Regions from separate parts of the Homo sapiens genome. Here region 1 is linked to region 2. Evidence: read pairs that join two places in POLR2A ChIA-PET (ENCODE). Cell type or tissue: GM12878. All regions are shown on one strand. Links, peaks and the distances in the headings refer to the core of each region. The heading gives the core; the rest is flanking DNA.

What was found. ChIA-PET counts read pairs that join two places held together with the same protein. Peaks named below come from ENCODE experiments on the same cell type or tissue, not always from the same donor. Only the 100,000 strongest peaks of a DNase experiment are listed, where the experiment ranks them.
Region 1: POLR2A ChIA-PET joins it to region 2 with 6 read pairs; 4 of 35 experiments call an interaction of 5 or more read pairs at or near these places.

What each region holds. Positions count from the first base shown.
Region 1 is chr6:25,133,741-25,141,383 of GRCh38, reverse strand. It overlaps LOC124901282 (a long non-coding RNA gene), which reads right to left. Exons shown (of 3, transcript XR_007059515.1): 3 at 6,193-6,730. It also overlaps the pseudogene CMAHP and the pseudogene NUP50P2. Among named protein-coding and RNA genes, the nearest start is that of CARMIL1, 140 kb to the left of the region's middle. RefSeq lists enhancers at 2,579-2,698, 2,809-3,038, 3,079-3,128. In GM12878, for the core only: a CTCF peak has its summit at 2,982; DNase peaks (open chromatin) are centred at 3,123 and 3,670; H3K4me3 peaks cover 2,500 bases; H3K27ac peaks cover 2,500 bases.
Region 2 is chr6:25,023,903-25,031,545 of GRCh38, reverse strand. All of the region lies in intron 1 of LOC102724765 (a long non-coding RNA gene), which reads left to right. It also overlaps a transcript of RIPOR2 not described here, the pseudogene ASS1P1 and the pseudogene RN7SL334P. Among named protein-coding and RNA genes, the nearest start is that of RIPOR2, 92 kb to the right of the region's middle. RefSeq lists an enhancer at 3,855-4,094. In GM12878, for the core only: a CTCF peak has its summit at 4,195; a DNase peak (open chromatin) is centred at 4,155; H3K4me3 peaks cover 977 bases.

The DNA.
Region 1 (7,643 bases), core at 2,076-4,575, 110 kb before region 2:
GTAAAATTTTGTGCAACTCGTCTGCATCCTCGCTGGTTTTTACCCGAATCAACATGGTGACTGGCATGGTGGCATTCTTCTCGTCAATTGGTGGATTTGGAACACAGACGATAAGAACGTTATTCTTCCCTGTTCGCGTACATGGCATATTGGGTGGAATCAGAACATTCAGCAATATGTTGCCTAAATTGGTGTCTGCCCGCACCAAAAGCTGTGTCTTCTGATTTGCTGTAGGTTTTAAATGCAGAGTACCTATGCCTTTCTCTTTAAACTCATTGTCTTTCTTGTAAAACAGTTTACACTTTTTGGAGTAAAAAGCATCTTCTTTTACTTCGGTAACTACTACTTTGGGCGGCTCATCATTCTCTTCTTCATCTCCACCTTTGCATTCACCACTGTCACCTTCCGCTTGGCCCTCCAATGGTTTAGTGGGAAATGGTGAAGAGACTGGTTTACTCTGGGTAGTATCTTTGCCAAATAAACTGGAGTTTCCAGGGGAGAAAGAAAATCCAGTCAGGGGGACAGAGCTTAATGAGCCCAAAACAGAGCTATCAACTTTCTTGTCGAAATTAAATGAGGCACTTGTCGCTCCTAGTGATGATGGGTTCGTTTTCTTTTCAGATGCCACCTCCACCTTCTTGTCAGGTGTATCTTCAGTTTTGTTGCCATGAAACAAAAACGTTGACTCTTGCTGTAATTTTGTTGAGCCAAAAAGGGAAGGAGACTGTGTTTCAGCCGCCACTTTGTTAGATTCACTTTTAGAATTCCTGCCACTGTTCCCGTGTTGCTGTTCAATGTTTGCTAAATATTTCTCATAGTCCTTAAAGATAGGTGTCAGATCACAGAGGGGGTTTGTATTCACGTGCTTCACTATCCAATCCCGCACGGAGCAGTTCAAGGCGGCCAACTGCTTGTGATAGGCATTTCCGACACAAGCTTTACTGGAAGCAAGGCCAGAGGAGGAGGGCTGCTGAGTGTCCCCATTAGTTTTGGGATTTGAAACTTTATCAACCAAGGCGGTAGGGCCATTTGCAGCAAGAGAACCAAAGGCTACCTTGGGCTCTGCCGCTGCCTTTGCACTGGTGAAGGGAGGGGCACTGGTTATGTTGTTTCCATTCGACAGTCCTTCCAAAGGCTTCCCTCCAGCGCCACTACCAAATCCAGGAAAGCGTCCTCCTCCAGAAGGTACCACCAAACCTTTAAAACCTTTAAAGGCTCCTCCAGTGTCAGATTCGAATCCAACATTTCTGCGCTTTGCTTTCTTTATGGCTCTATTCTTCAAGACTTCCTCACTGGCCATGGAGAATGTTCCCACCTCTTAAGCTTCATCTTCTTGATCCCAATTCCTATCTGTCAGTTCCTTCTCGGCATTTCTTTTGGCCGTGTTTTCGAACCTCCTCGGCGGCCGCCGCTGCACTCGCTGGGTCTTGGGTGCGGCGAAACCCAGGGCGCAGCGGCGCAGGGGTCTGGAGCCCGCAGGGGTCGCCGGGCTGAGCGCGCTCGGCCGCTTCCGGTGCTGCGCTGCGGAACTCAGAGGACTTGGTGTTCGGCAAGCCCAGAGACTCAAACACCATGTCCATGGAGGGGGGGTCCTCACGCTGTGTTCAGCAGGGAGGCGAGAGCGCCGGTTCAGCCAGAGACCGCTGGGGGAACCGCGCCGAACACGCTCCGGGCGGCCATTTTGTAACTCGAATCTACCCCCAAAACCAATTCGAAAAAAGGCAATTCATTTTAGTTTTAATGTTTTATAGCAAAACAAGAATTTGCTACAGTTTTATTTTTCTGATTTTGATAGAAGCAAATTCATTGATATCTTTAAAAATACTTTGGGGAAAAGCTAATCATTTAAACAATACACAGAAAAGCATGTATATAGGTGCACATATTTTTTTCTTTTGCCTTCTGCTCCAATGTGACTTTCACGTGGAACTGAGGACAAAAGTGTGGTTGAGTGAACCTGTTCTACATGGTTGTGATATAAGTTGAAATCTAACAGAGAACTTTGGCTATATGAATTCATTCAATGGAACAACAAAAATCTAGAGAGGTTTGCCTTTTAAACTCTTAGACTAATTATTCCAGGAATTGCCTCAGTGCTTATGTTAGCTTGGTGTCAGATATCTGTACTCGTAAGAACAAAGTCAAAAGAGAAGTCATGAAATTTAGAATGGCTTCTTCCTGTCAAATACATTTAGAACATATTTTTGGAATAATTTCAAGTCCATTGGGAACACAATTACTAGGAATTTGGGACAGAGGTGACAATGAGAATCTGCTTTGAGAAAGTAGATCATAATATTACAGAGCTATGCCTTCATCAGTTTAAAATTGGAAGTGGTTTCTCTGTTATTTTCTACCCTGGAGTGTTCTTAAAATTATTTTTATCTCCTTTAAGAAATTTGCAGCGCTTCTAAAAATGAAACTGAAAGTGCCACAAATATGCTTGTGCTCCAAATCAGTTTTAAGTTAACATGCAAAGAGAATTTTGGCTACTTTTTGTTTGGAGTCAAATATAAAACTAAACAACATGTGCCCAGATTTCCTACCATGGATTTGCAAAAGCTATTTTGAAACCTTTCTTGGCAGAAATCATATTCTGTTATGATTCAGTGTTGCACTGTAAACAGAGTGTTTAGAAATTGGGGTTTGAGAAGTGTAACGGCTAGTTTCCTTAAAAGAAAAAAAAGATTCAAATGCTTGGTTTGCGGCTGGAGCTTTTTGTAAATTAATCAAATTGAGTGCAGTGGGAGGGGTGATTCATTAAGTAGAGAGCTAGTGAAGACATATCCTGTGAAAGGCAGTGGGCTAAGTGGTAGGGGGAGAAGGAAGATACAGAGTGCTTTCAAAAGTGCCTAAATGTAAGTCAACAGGGCAGTGTGCCAATTACAGTGTTATAATGTTCTACAGAAGAGGGATGTACACCAAGAATGCCAGCCTGGACCTCTGGTGTGTCTTGGAAGACTTAACCAGGAAGGGGACGATTCGTTTCTATTTGACCCAAGACTGATGCTGCGTGGTGAAGGAGAGGAACTGCGTTCCAGGCAGAGGAAGTCCAGATGCGCAAGAGCAGAGATGGGAGGGACAGCACAGTGGCTTCTCAGAATTGAATATGGTGTTAGACTTCTAAAAGAGCTGTGGTAGAGGGAGAAAACTGTCAAAGGAAATCAGTAACTGTTAAAGGAAAATACCTTAAACGTCCTGTTTTCAGGCTGACTAATGCCTTAGGGGAGCAAATGAGCAACAGAAACGATATGAGCAACTGCTGTTCTTTCAAAATACCCAGGCAGAGGAACCGGCAGACGATGGGCAGGCAAGTAAGAGGGCTATTAGTTCCCTAGAAAAGTGGAGAGGCATATTTAACAAGTAAGAAGTATATTTACATTCATATCAGGGTGGGGAGAAATGCATCCTCAGGTAGCCACTAAACCTGGGTACTTGGAACGCAAGGGGCTTACAAAATATTTTAGGGAAAAGGGGTTTTGAGCTGTCAGTTTGAAATGATTGTCTCTTAAAACCTAACATTATTAACCTTCCCCCTCAAAATGTTTGCCTTTTCATAGCATCGAACAAACAACTGAGATCCTGTTGTGCCTATCACCTGTTGAAGTTGCCAGTCTTAAGGAAGGAATCAATTTCTTTCGCAATAAGAGCACTGGCAAAGACTACGTCTTGTACAAGAATAAGAGCCGACTGAGGGCATGCAAGAATATGTGCAAGCACCAAGGAGGCCTGTTCATAAAAGATATCGAGGATTTAGCCGGAAGGTACCAAGAGTCCTTTGCTTTCTCTCACTGGTGACCTTTCTTGCAATTAGATTTGGCAGGAAATGTGTTCATCTAGAAATTTTAAATGAACCAATAAGCAAATTACTTCCCCTAGAAAATTTTACTCTTGCGTGTTTAGGCCATTTCTCTGATCTAAAAGTTGTATGTTCTATTTAATTTTCCTCTCTCTTATAAGAACTCTAATTTAAAATTTATTCCTGACTTGATAAATAGTAAAACCTCTCTGGGGTATGTGTGTGTGTGTGTGTGTGTGTGTGTGTGTGTGTGTGTGTGTGTGTGTTTGGGTGTGCATAGGTAAAGCACACATTTACCTGGTTTGGTATTCAAAGACCCAAGCCTCCTATGGGTCTCCTTCCTCTCTCTCCCATAAGTGTGTGTGTGTGTGTGTGTGTGCATGCTCCTGTGTGTGTGCATGTGTGTATAGGAGGGCTCTTTTCCAAAGCCTGCTGGACAGCAGATAGAATTTTCCCGGGAGGCTAGTTGTGATTACTAAACAAAAATAGCAGGGCCCCGACTGTTCCTGCCCTGAACAGTGACTCTTCTGACCATTTCCTAGAACTGATATTGTTGCCAACTTCCCTCCCATCCCCTCCCCTCCTCTACTGTCCCTTCCCCTTCTCTCCCTTCTGTATAGATCACCTCTCCCCAGTGCAGCAGCAATACCAGGACAGGATTGTTTTGTTAGTTTTTTTCTCAATGACTGCCAAAGAAATAGCAACATGGCCTGGCAGAGTCAGATAGCGCTCTTGGGCATGTGTTTTGTCAGTCTAATTCTCAACACCAGTAACTCTGTGAGTGTTTACCCCACCTTTCAAGCTTTGCTTTAGCCTAATTTGCCCTATGTGGCTTTAGTCACTTGGTATTAGGCTTTTTTCTTCCACTGTGTTGTCAATCTTATTTCTCAGGTCATTTAGGGGTAGTTTAGTGCTGGTGCATTCAGAATAAGAGCTGAGTAGTTGTCCACGAGTTACCTGTTACCCAAATCTAGAATGCTGTCTAACGTTCACACAGATTTACTTTGCTCTGTACCTAGTATCAAGGCCCAGCCCCTCATGTTATTTGATTTTTAAATGCTAACTAACCACTATGAATCCTGAAGACCTGACACAGGTCTCAGTTAATTTAGAAAGTTTATTTTGCCAAGGTTGAAGACGTGCACCCAGGACACAGCCTCAGGAGGTCCTGACAACATGTGCCCAAGGTGGTCAGAGCACAGTTTGGTTTTATACATTTTAGGGAGATATAAGACATCAATCAACACATGTAAGATGAACATTAGTTCGGTCTGGAAAGGTGCAGGGAGGGGGCTTCCAGGTCATAGGTAGATAAGAGACAAATGGTTGCATTTTTTTTGAGTTTCTAATTAGCCTCTCCACAGAAGGCAATGATATATGCATTTATCTTGGTGAGCAGAGGGATAACTTTGAACAGAATGGGAGGCAGGTTTACCCTAAGCAGTTCCCCACTTGAAGTTTTCCTTTAGTTTAGTGATTTGAGGGGCCCAAAATACTTTCACATTTCCCCCCTTTTCTTTTTAAAAATCTGTTGGAGAACGCATTTTAGAAGAAAATGAGTCTCTGGCCTCAGGTTTCGTCTGATCTCTCATGGCTAGGATGGTTTATTCCTAGATAGGTAGGTCCTGAGTTATTAGGAAAGCTCCTTTTTAGAAGGTTGTGAAGTCTCATGTCCTGTGAAGAGAAAATAGGGGGAGGACAACAACAAACAAAAGAACAATTCTGGAAAATAGATATATGCCACATTACTCTGAAGTCCATACATCAGTAGGCAGGTATGAAAGTGGCTTATGTATGTAAATAGGTCGCTGCTATTTTCTTCTGAAGCTCAAGTTGTTTAGCTTCATTTCACAGGGCTTTATGAAAGCACATCTTAGTTTCCAGTGACTCCAAATTTGGAAAAATGGAGGAAAAAAAGAAGGAAAAAAATTGAAAACATTATTTTGAAGACATGTAGCTAAGAAAAATTAGAATTCAGTCCAAACTGTAGAAAATAATAAAAATTGAAAAACATTACACAAGACTAGAATCTAACAATAGATGTACTATAGTTTTTGAAACATAATTTTTCTCTCTCCCCTTTCCCATTTTTATGAAAGACAAATCATGGCAGGACTGGTTTTCCTTATTATACTTGGCCTAATTCTTTGTATACAGTGCAGCAAGAATAATTATTTTTTATATAAGCTTTTAAATTGGCTTTGATGGAACTTTTTCCACAGAAGGAATCTCAGAGAAGACTTTTTTAAAGCACAGCCCAGCCATGGATTTGTACCATGAAATACCTATGAGTTGGGTGAATTCCTCTCCTTTTGAGCTCCTAACAAAAACCTGGGGCTCCTGGGCCTGTCAGTAAGTGACCTTTTTTACTTACCACAGGTCAGGAACCCTGTACAGGGACTGTGGAGACAAAGGTATGAGGCTAGTTTTTCCAAGGGACTTTTTATTGGCTCCATAAGTCAAGTTTAATTCTTTAAAGGAAAGCACACTATTTCAGTCAAAGCCTTGGTAAAATAACCAGTTTCTTCAAATGTGTGCTGTTACAAATGAAAACAGATTCTTATTGCACTTATGCAAATAACTGTATTGTCATAAGTAAAGAATACTCACAAATAGATTCCAAATTCTGTAGAAATCAGGTAGTTTTAAAAACAAATATGCTCCAAATTTTGTTCAAAGGAGTATACTCCATTGTTAAAAAGCTGTAAATAGCTTAAAAGTTTCTTGATTTTGAAAAACAAATTATCAGCAACATTTTAAGCAAAAAGTTAAAAAAGATTACTTCAAACTTCTATTAGTTTAGTCCATGCAGTTAATTCTTGTTCTGCTTGATATTCATGAACATTTCAGCTCTCCATGAGTCCTCGAAGTTTTTTCTCTATTTTGATGTCACAGTCTCCAGAGCTATCAGAAACATGCATTCAAGAACACCTGTTAAGAGTTTTATAGCTGATTATAAAACTACCTCTGAAAAGGACCAAAAAAAGATGACAATTGTCTGTGAATAATGAAAAGTTTTAGGGCAGCCATAGTCAGACATTCTGTTACCTCTGTAGCACACAATAATTTAACATAAAAATTATAATTATTACTGATAACATACAGTGTGTCATATCAGAATAATAGGAGTTTCCCATAATTTTGGAATACATACCAATAACATATTTATACAAATACAGCCCAAAGAAAACCAAACACCATTTCATATTGGACAATGCTTCCTGTATAATTTTCATACCAAAAAAGCCAAATATGTCACTTTTGGACTTTAGGGAACCCATTAATACCATCTTAAAGGACTAATTAGTTCAGAAAAAGACATAATGTATAATTTGATTTCAGAAAGTTTGTCAAATATCAAAGGTTTTAAACACTTAATATCACAAAATAGGATTACAGGTCATTGTAAAATAAGTCATTCATTTAGCCAAAGTGATAAGGATTTCAAAACAAAAGGGCAAAAACCTTCATTCTTTGAGAGAGAAGACTTAATTTTCTAAACATTAAGCCCTAATAAAAAAACAGCATGAAGCCAATTAGTTTTCCAAAATTTTATAAACAATCCATAAAGGTTTAATCTTGATCATAAGATATATCTTCCATGAGCCTTTTATATCTTTGTAACCTTTATTAAGGAGTTGGTTAATGTTTTAAGAAAACCTTGTTAATTTGACATGGGTTGATATGCTGGTCTTGCATCAGTGTGCCTTTGACATTAATGGTTAATTTATAGAGAAACTGAACTCATTTTATCTCTAAAAATTAACTTTGTGATCTCACAAGCCCACCTCTTCTGCAATAGCCCCTGGGCCTTGAGGAGTTAAATGCCTTTAATTTCTGGCCC
Region 2 (7,643 bases), core at 2,934-5,433:
TGTTCATAGTTTAAAAAAATTTTTAGTCATGTTTATTGAGGTGTAATTACATAGAGCACAGCATACTTTTTAGTGAGCAGTCCTATGAGTCTTGACAAACACCTATAGTCGTGTAACCACCACAACAATGAAGATATAGAAGAGTTCCATCACCCCAGACATTCCTTCATGCCCCTTTGGAGTCAATCCTTTTCCCCAGCTCTTGTCAACCAGTGATCTGTTTTCTGTCCTTATCATTTTGGCTTTTCCAGAATATCTCATAAGCCAGTTACAGTGGCACAGGCCTGTAGTCCCAGCTACTCGGGAGGATGGCTTGAGCCCAGGAGTTCTGGGGTATAGTGTGCTCTGCTGACCGGGTGTGTGCACTAAGTTTAACATCAATATGGTGACCTCCTGGGAGCGAGGGACCACCAGGTTGCCTAAGGAGAGGTGAACTGGCCCAGGTCAAACACAGAGCAGGTAAAAACTCCTGTACTGGTCAGTAGTGGGATCGTGCTTGTGAATAGCCACTACACTCCAGCCTGGGCAAGTGCAATTGCAAGACCCCGGCGCTGGGTGCAGTGGCTCACATCTGTAATCCCAGCATTTTGGGAGGCAGAGGTGGATGGATCACCTGAGGTCAGGAGTTCGAGACCAGTCTGAAAACACGGAGAAACCCCGCCTCTACTAAAAATACAAAATTAGCCGGGCATGGTGGTATATGCCTGTAATCCCAGCTACTTGCGAGGCTGAGGCATAAGAATCACTTGAACACAAGAGGCAGAGGTTGCAGTGAACCGAGATCACGCCATTGCACTCCAGCCTGGGCAACAAGAGCCAAACTCCGTCTCAAAGAAAACAAACAAACAACAACAACGAAAAACAGCAAGACCCTATGCCTTTTAAAAAAAAGCCAGAATATCTCATAAACAGAATCATACAGTATGTAGCCTTTTGAGTCTTGCTTCTTTCACTTAACATGATCCAAGATGTTGCATGCACATTTGTTCCTCTTCATTGCTGAGTAGTATCCCATTATTAGATGTATTCTTATAAAGTATAGTTATTTGCAAGTGGTAAGAACTCTAATCACCAAAAAGCATGAGTAAACATGATCATCAGAGGGGACAACCCCCAAGTTCTGGGGCACCCCAATTCTATCCATAGCTCTGGTCCTCTCTCAGGGGAAGCTCTGAGCAAACGAGGGACTCTGAACCCTCTGAATCCCACTCCACCTCATGTGTACCCTGGGAATATCATCAGTGGCAACTACGAAGGGACAGTTTATTCAATCAGCAGTAAATGATTATGATTCAGAATGTATTAGGCCAGTCGTCAACCCTACATTTTTTTCTTTGACATTGTATATGATTATACAACCTGTACAGAAAACAGAGATCTTTTCCCCCCATTTAAGACCTGCAGCCAGGCTGACACAGACAAGCAGAGGTAGGAGGATACAGAAGAACAAGGATGGGAGAGAGGGGAGAGACACTATAGTGGAGGCTGTAACGGTCCTGTCATGCTAAGACCAAGTTATGGAGGAACCACGAGTCCCACTAGGTTTGAAGAGCTTTCTGGCTGTCTAGTTCTCCCACTCCATTTTCTTTCCCTACCTTGAGTTAAAAGTGTGTTTTCAATCTAAAACAATAACATCCTGCACACAGAAGGGAAAGAGTGAAAGAATATCTTGATCTCTTAAGAAAAGCATATAGTTTAACTTCATGTTTTTAACCCAGCTTTTAACTGAGTAGCCCAGACATCATTATAATTCCCTCAAAGGACAAAAAAATCAATTTTCTTCTATTTCCCCACAGCAGTTACAAAATGAAGATATCTGGTTTTTTTAAGATGAGAAGCATAATCTTCAGGGTAAGGCTACATAGTTTTTTTCCTTCGCCCTCACTCCCAGTGCTGTCTCTATTTCTGTGTCATCTGAGAAGTGATGTGGGGCACGGAGGGTCCCAGCTCAGGGTATGGGACTTGCTTCCTGGTCTTGCCCCTGCTCATCTGTGAGGCATCAGTCAGACCACTCACTCTCTCGGTACAGTCAATACATGAACATTCCTTTGTGTCCAGGCCAGAGTTTGTTCTTGGTTTCCTATCCACCCCTTTTTTCATTACTTCTTCTTCTTTTTTTTTTTTTTTTTTTTTTCTTTTTTGAGACGGAGTCTCGCTCTGTCGTCCAGGTTGGAGTGCAGCGGCGCGATCTCGGCTCACTGCAGCAAGCTCCGCCTCCCGGGTTCACGCCATTCTCCTGCCTTAGCCTCCCAAGTAGCTGGGATGGAGTCTTGCTCTGTCGCCAGGCTGGAGTGCAGTGTCGCGATCTCGGCTCACTGCAACCTCCACCTCCCGAGTTCAAGCCATTCTCTTGCCTCAGCCTCCCGAGTACTTGGGACTACAGATGCGCGCCACCATGCCCGGCTAATTTTTTGTGTTTTTAGTAGAGACGGGGTTTCACCATGTTGGCCAGGATGGTCTCGATCTCTTGAATTCATGATCCACCTGCCTCGGCCTCCCAAATTGCTAGGATTACAGGCGTGAGCCACCATACCCGGCCCTCGTCATTTCTTTGAGGGCACCCTCTCCCAGCACTCTGCTGCCTCCAGTTGTACTGAACAATGGTGCCTTCTCTCAGTCCTAGACAGAGCTCCATTCTCAGGGCCTTTCCTTACCTCATCCCACATCAAATCAGATCCACTATTCCCCATACTTTCCCACCCTGGTGTGGACCAGATGAAGGGCCCTAATGTGTCAACCTGATAAAATTGATTAAAACTTCACATTCTTAGTGGTGGAAGTGATTTCACATGCATTATCTCATTGGAGACTCACAACTACCCTGAGGAGCTAGAAGGATCTGTACTATCCCTGCCCCCCAATTTTTTTCTTATGTGGAAACTGAAGCTCAGAGAGAAAGGAGTAAGACAGTACATCTGTCATTTATTTGGGGTAGTATTAGTATCAGGCATTGTGCCAGCTCCCCTATTGGGCATTATTTCACTTAATCCTCAGTCCAACCCTATGAGGTTGGTAATTGTATCCATTTTGCAAATGAGGAGGCTGAGGCTCAGAGAAGTTAAAGGACTTATTAAAAGTCACAGGCCACAGTGTGGCAGAACAGAGCCAACATTCAGACACATGTGTACAAGTCCAGAGCGGGTTTTCACTGCTGGAACTAGGACTCAAGCTCAAATCAATCAACTCCTAATTTTATGGTTCTTCCAGTGGCCACCCTCTCTATTCAGAAAATGCACCCTACCACCTATCCCCAAATCTCAAAACATGGGCCCGGTTGAAATGCACACAGCTCTGGGAGTCTCCTAGAGGCAGAACAAGGGCTGGCGATGTCTGAGGGCAGCTAAGGAGATATTTGGAAATCTACTGGAAACTGCATCTTCCTGCGCTGTGCTAGATGTCCAGGTATCTGAGAATACAGTGAAGGAAAATTAACCGAATGTTCAAATCTCTACAGAATGCCTAGCTTGAGTCCCTGAATACTTTTTTATGCAGGACGAGGGTGGTAGGGGCCACTCAGAAAGAAATCTGAACACGCAGAACCCTCGGGCTTAGAGCTGTTAGGGGTCATAGGCAGCCAGCTCACTTCCAGCGGACAGTGCCCACTCCCCTTTCTTCTCAGAGCCCAGCCAAGAAGGATGGCTCAGCGGCCCGACTGGAGCACCTCTGCCCTCCTCGGCTCCTGGGCGTGTCTCCGGGGATTCCTGTTCGGTGATGCCCTGACCCACGGAACTTGCCTCTTCCCTCTTGTTCAGTCGGTTTACCAACCTGGGGGCGTCTGCGGATCAAGGTGTTTGAGAGGCTGGGCTGAGGTAGAGAAGAGGGTGGGGCAGGAGCACCTAAGTCGCTCAGGGATTTGGTGACTCACACGAGGGGAGGGGGGCCCTCTTTCTCCCCAGCACTGGGGGCGCCCAAGGCTGTTCCCATGCTTAGCAGAAGATGCCCCTCTCATCCCCCAAGGGGCCTGCTCGGAGTGTGCCACCTGCAGCATGGCCACCACGAGGCCGGTTATGTATTTATTTCCTGGCAGAGCTGAACCCCAAACGCTTTTCCTTCTGTGCCGTGCGTGAAAGAAACAGAAACCGCTGCACAGCATGTCTATGTTTATACCCTGGGCCCTGACCCTCCCACAGAGGCCAGCTCGTAGACTTTTCTTTCGCAGCCTGGGGATGGGTTTGTACTTCACCCTCGAGCGCCTCCCCCTGGGAACCCGCAGAGGGCTGGGTGGCTGTGCAGTCCTGTGTGCTAAGTGCTTTTCTTCGCTTCTCGATGCTTGGGCCGTCTTGTAAGCAAAGCTAGGTGAATCGAATCCACCCCTACGCGATTGTCGTTTGCATTAAGTAAGATAATGCACGTGGAAATATTTTGTGAGCTATGCAGTATCACCTAAATTATTTTTTATTATTATTTTAAAAATAGAATGCATCAGCAAGTTCTTAATGAGCTTGCTTTTTTGTTTTAATATTTGGAAATTGGAACAGCTACTTATAGGAGACTTGTAGATCCCAGAATGTGCCGTTTGCCTGAGTGGTTTCTTTTGGCCTTGCTGTGTCAGGACTTGTGAGGCTTGTGAGGTGATGTCAGCAAATCAGCACAGACTCACACCTGAGGAGCCCGGGAGTGGTCTAGGGCCTGTGGAGCATGGCAGAGTGGCCTCTTCTCAGCCTCCTCTCCACTGGAGGGCACTTGAGTTATTATTTATTTCCCCCAGGCCTCAGCCTCTTAGCTCCTGCCAACTTCCTTTCAGAGGCATTCCTGCCATATGTCCCAAGATTTTCCTCTGTTTACCTCCTTTAAAGTTGTCATGGTCTTGAATTTTAGACCACCGTAATCTCCGTTTGACAATGAATGGTCATAAATTCAAAGAAATTGCAGGACTCTTATTCTGAAATTCATATAAATGATTTCTTTATAAGTACACATAAAACTCTTTTCTCTTAAAATATACAGAAAAAGAAAAATGTACAGCTGCTCAGGGTAACAAAGTATTGCCTTCTAGAAATTCTCAGGCTTCTTGTCTTTAAGGATAAACAGGAAGCATTTCTAATTAGTGTCTTGGTTGTTTGCATATTGAGCTTCCAAAATGCTTTAGAAGGTTCATCTTTTCAATCCGCCCTTCGCAGTCCTTTATTTTTCATTTGCTAAGCAGAGGTAAACTTAAAACCATCTCTATGTGACTTATCATAAATCCCAATCAGTGAGACCTCAAATAATGAACTTGGCTCTCATTTATACACGTGACAAAAGGTATACCTATATAAATATCTAATAAAAACTACCTAACAGCTAAATACAACAAAGAGAAGCAATTTTCCTCTCTTTTTCACCCAATGGCTCTAATTAATCATGCAGTACAGAAAAATAAGAAACCTTTTATGTAGCTTTTAGTGGTTTTGTTCATTCTAGTTTCCACCTGTGAGTAGCATTCATTTATAAACCTGTCTTGCTGAGCACAGTGCTTTCAAAAATGACTTGCTTGTGACTCAGAAACAAAAAAAAAAAACAACAATCTTTGTAACTTTTAATCTCATGCAATTTCTTCAGTTTCTTTTGTTGGTGAATACACGTACAATTTGGTTTTGAAATACCATGTATCAAAGCACAAACAAATCATCCCTTGGAGTCGTGAAGAAGCTCATCAATGTATCACAGTCTTCCAGTCAAGCCCATAATTCAGTCTCCTACAGCTCTGATTCTTGACCTCTAAGAAAACCCACCCTCTTACTCTTCCTGAACAATTGCTCACTAGAGCACTAAGTGAAGGGAAAGATTGCTCCTTAAAGTGAAAAAACAATGTTTTCCAAAGTTGTGTTGAATATGCATAGTCATCATATCACAGGAAGTTTTTCTTTTAAACCTTATGTGCATTTTCTTTAATTTGTATGGTTTTCTCAAGTTCAACATTCAGTTTTCGTTTTAATCAGTTATATTCTAAAAACAATTAAATTTTTTTCTCCTTAGAAATTCACTTTAAATTAAAAAGAACTTTTGTTTTTCTCTTTTTAAGGCACAAATAGTGCTGGGAGGGGGTGAGGGTAAACTTCTTTATCTGTCACTGTCATTTTTTTTTAAAGGTCCTATTGCTTTTACACTTCTAACCCTAAAAAAGCCTCGTCACGCACCCAGCATTCCCCTAGCTCTGGGCTTCCAGAGCACTGTTATTCAACAGAGAGTTTCTATAGAAATCCAAAGTACTATCTCCAAATAGCAGAAACCGTAACACCACAGACACTTATTAGAATTTGTGTGGAAGAATCCTAAAGCTAAATAAATAGAAGCTTCTAAATTACCTTTTTCCCCCCTTGACTATATCTTAGATCAAATTTTTAGAACTCCCACCACCCACATGTACACCAGGACCTGTGGGTGGGAGCAGGCGTGAGACAGAGAGGGCTTCCTGTTACCATTAAATGAATAAAGAGACCGCTACATATCAAACTCTGTCCTCTCTTTTTTTCTTGACTCTTCTTCCCTCCATTTAGTGTGAATATTTGAAGTTAAACTGGGCATGGCCCCACATGTCTGATTACTCACCCATCGACATCCAACCTGAAGTCACAAATTTGGCTTCAGAGAATGTTGTGGAGCTGAAAGGATGGCAACTTCAATTTTCAATAAATAACTAGAAACAGAGAAAATAGCTTTCCAAGTCATCAAAGAAAACCCATGGTGAGAAGGATATTAATGGATTAAAACAGGCATAAAGAGGAAACTGAAGGCAAAGCATTGGCAAAATCTAGAAATGATTATCAGCTTCAGCTAAGTCCGATACTCACCAGCTCCAAGGACAGAGTAGGGAAGCATCAGTTACAAGTTAGGAGAAACAGCACTGCAGTATTGTCGGGGAGCAAGGTGAGGGCTTTCCTTCCTCTTTGAGGGTCAGTTGTCAGTCTGGGGCCACACTGCTTCCAGAAGGGCACAGAACTGGAAACCTTTAACAATGGTTAAAAAATCTGACTGCTCTTGTTCTGTCGCCTGCCACTGCTGCCTGAGCCCGAGTGGTTCACTGCACCCTGAAGACAGATTCCAGACGCTGGGAACTCGCGCCTCCAATCCCAGACACTATGTCCAGCAAAGGCTCCATGAGAGTTCTGGCCTATGGTGGCGGCCTGGACACCTCCTGCATCCTCGTGTGGGTGAAGGAACAAGGCTATGATGTCATTGCCTACCTGGCCAACACTGGCCAGAAGGAAGACTTCGAGGAAGCCAGGAAGAAGGCACTGAAACTTGGGGCCAAAAAGGTGTTCATTGAGGATGTCATCAGGGAGTTTGTGGAAGAGTTCATCTGGCCGGCCATCCAGTCCAGCACACTGTATGAGGACCGCTACCTCCTGGGCACCTTTCTCGCCAGGCCCTGCATTGCCAGCAAACAAGTGGAAATCGCCCAGCAGGAGGGGGTGTCCCGCGGCGCCACCGGTAAGGGGAATATCAGGTCCGGTTTGAGCTCACCTGGTACTCGCTGGTCCCCCAGATAAAGGGCACTGCTCCCTGGAGGATGCCCGAGTTCTACAACCGGTTCAAGGGCCGTAATGACCTGATGGAATACGCAAAGCAGCACGGGATTCCTATCCCGGTCACTCCCAAGAACCCGTGGAACATGGACGAGAACCTCATGCACATCAGCTACGAGGCTGGAATCCTGGAGA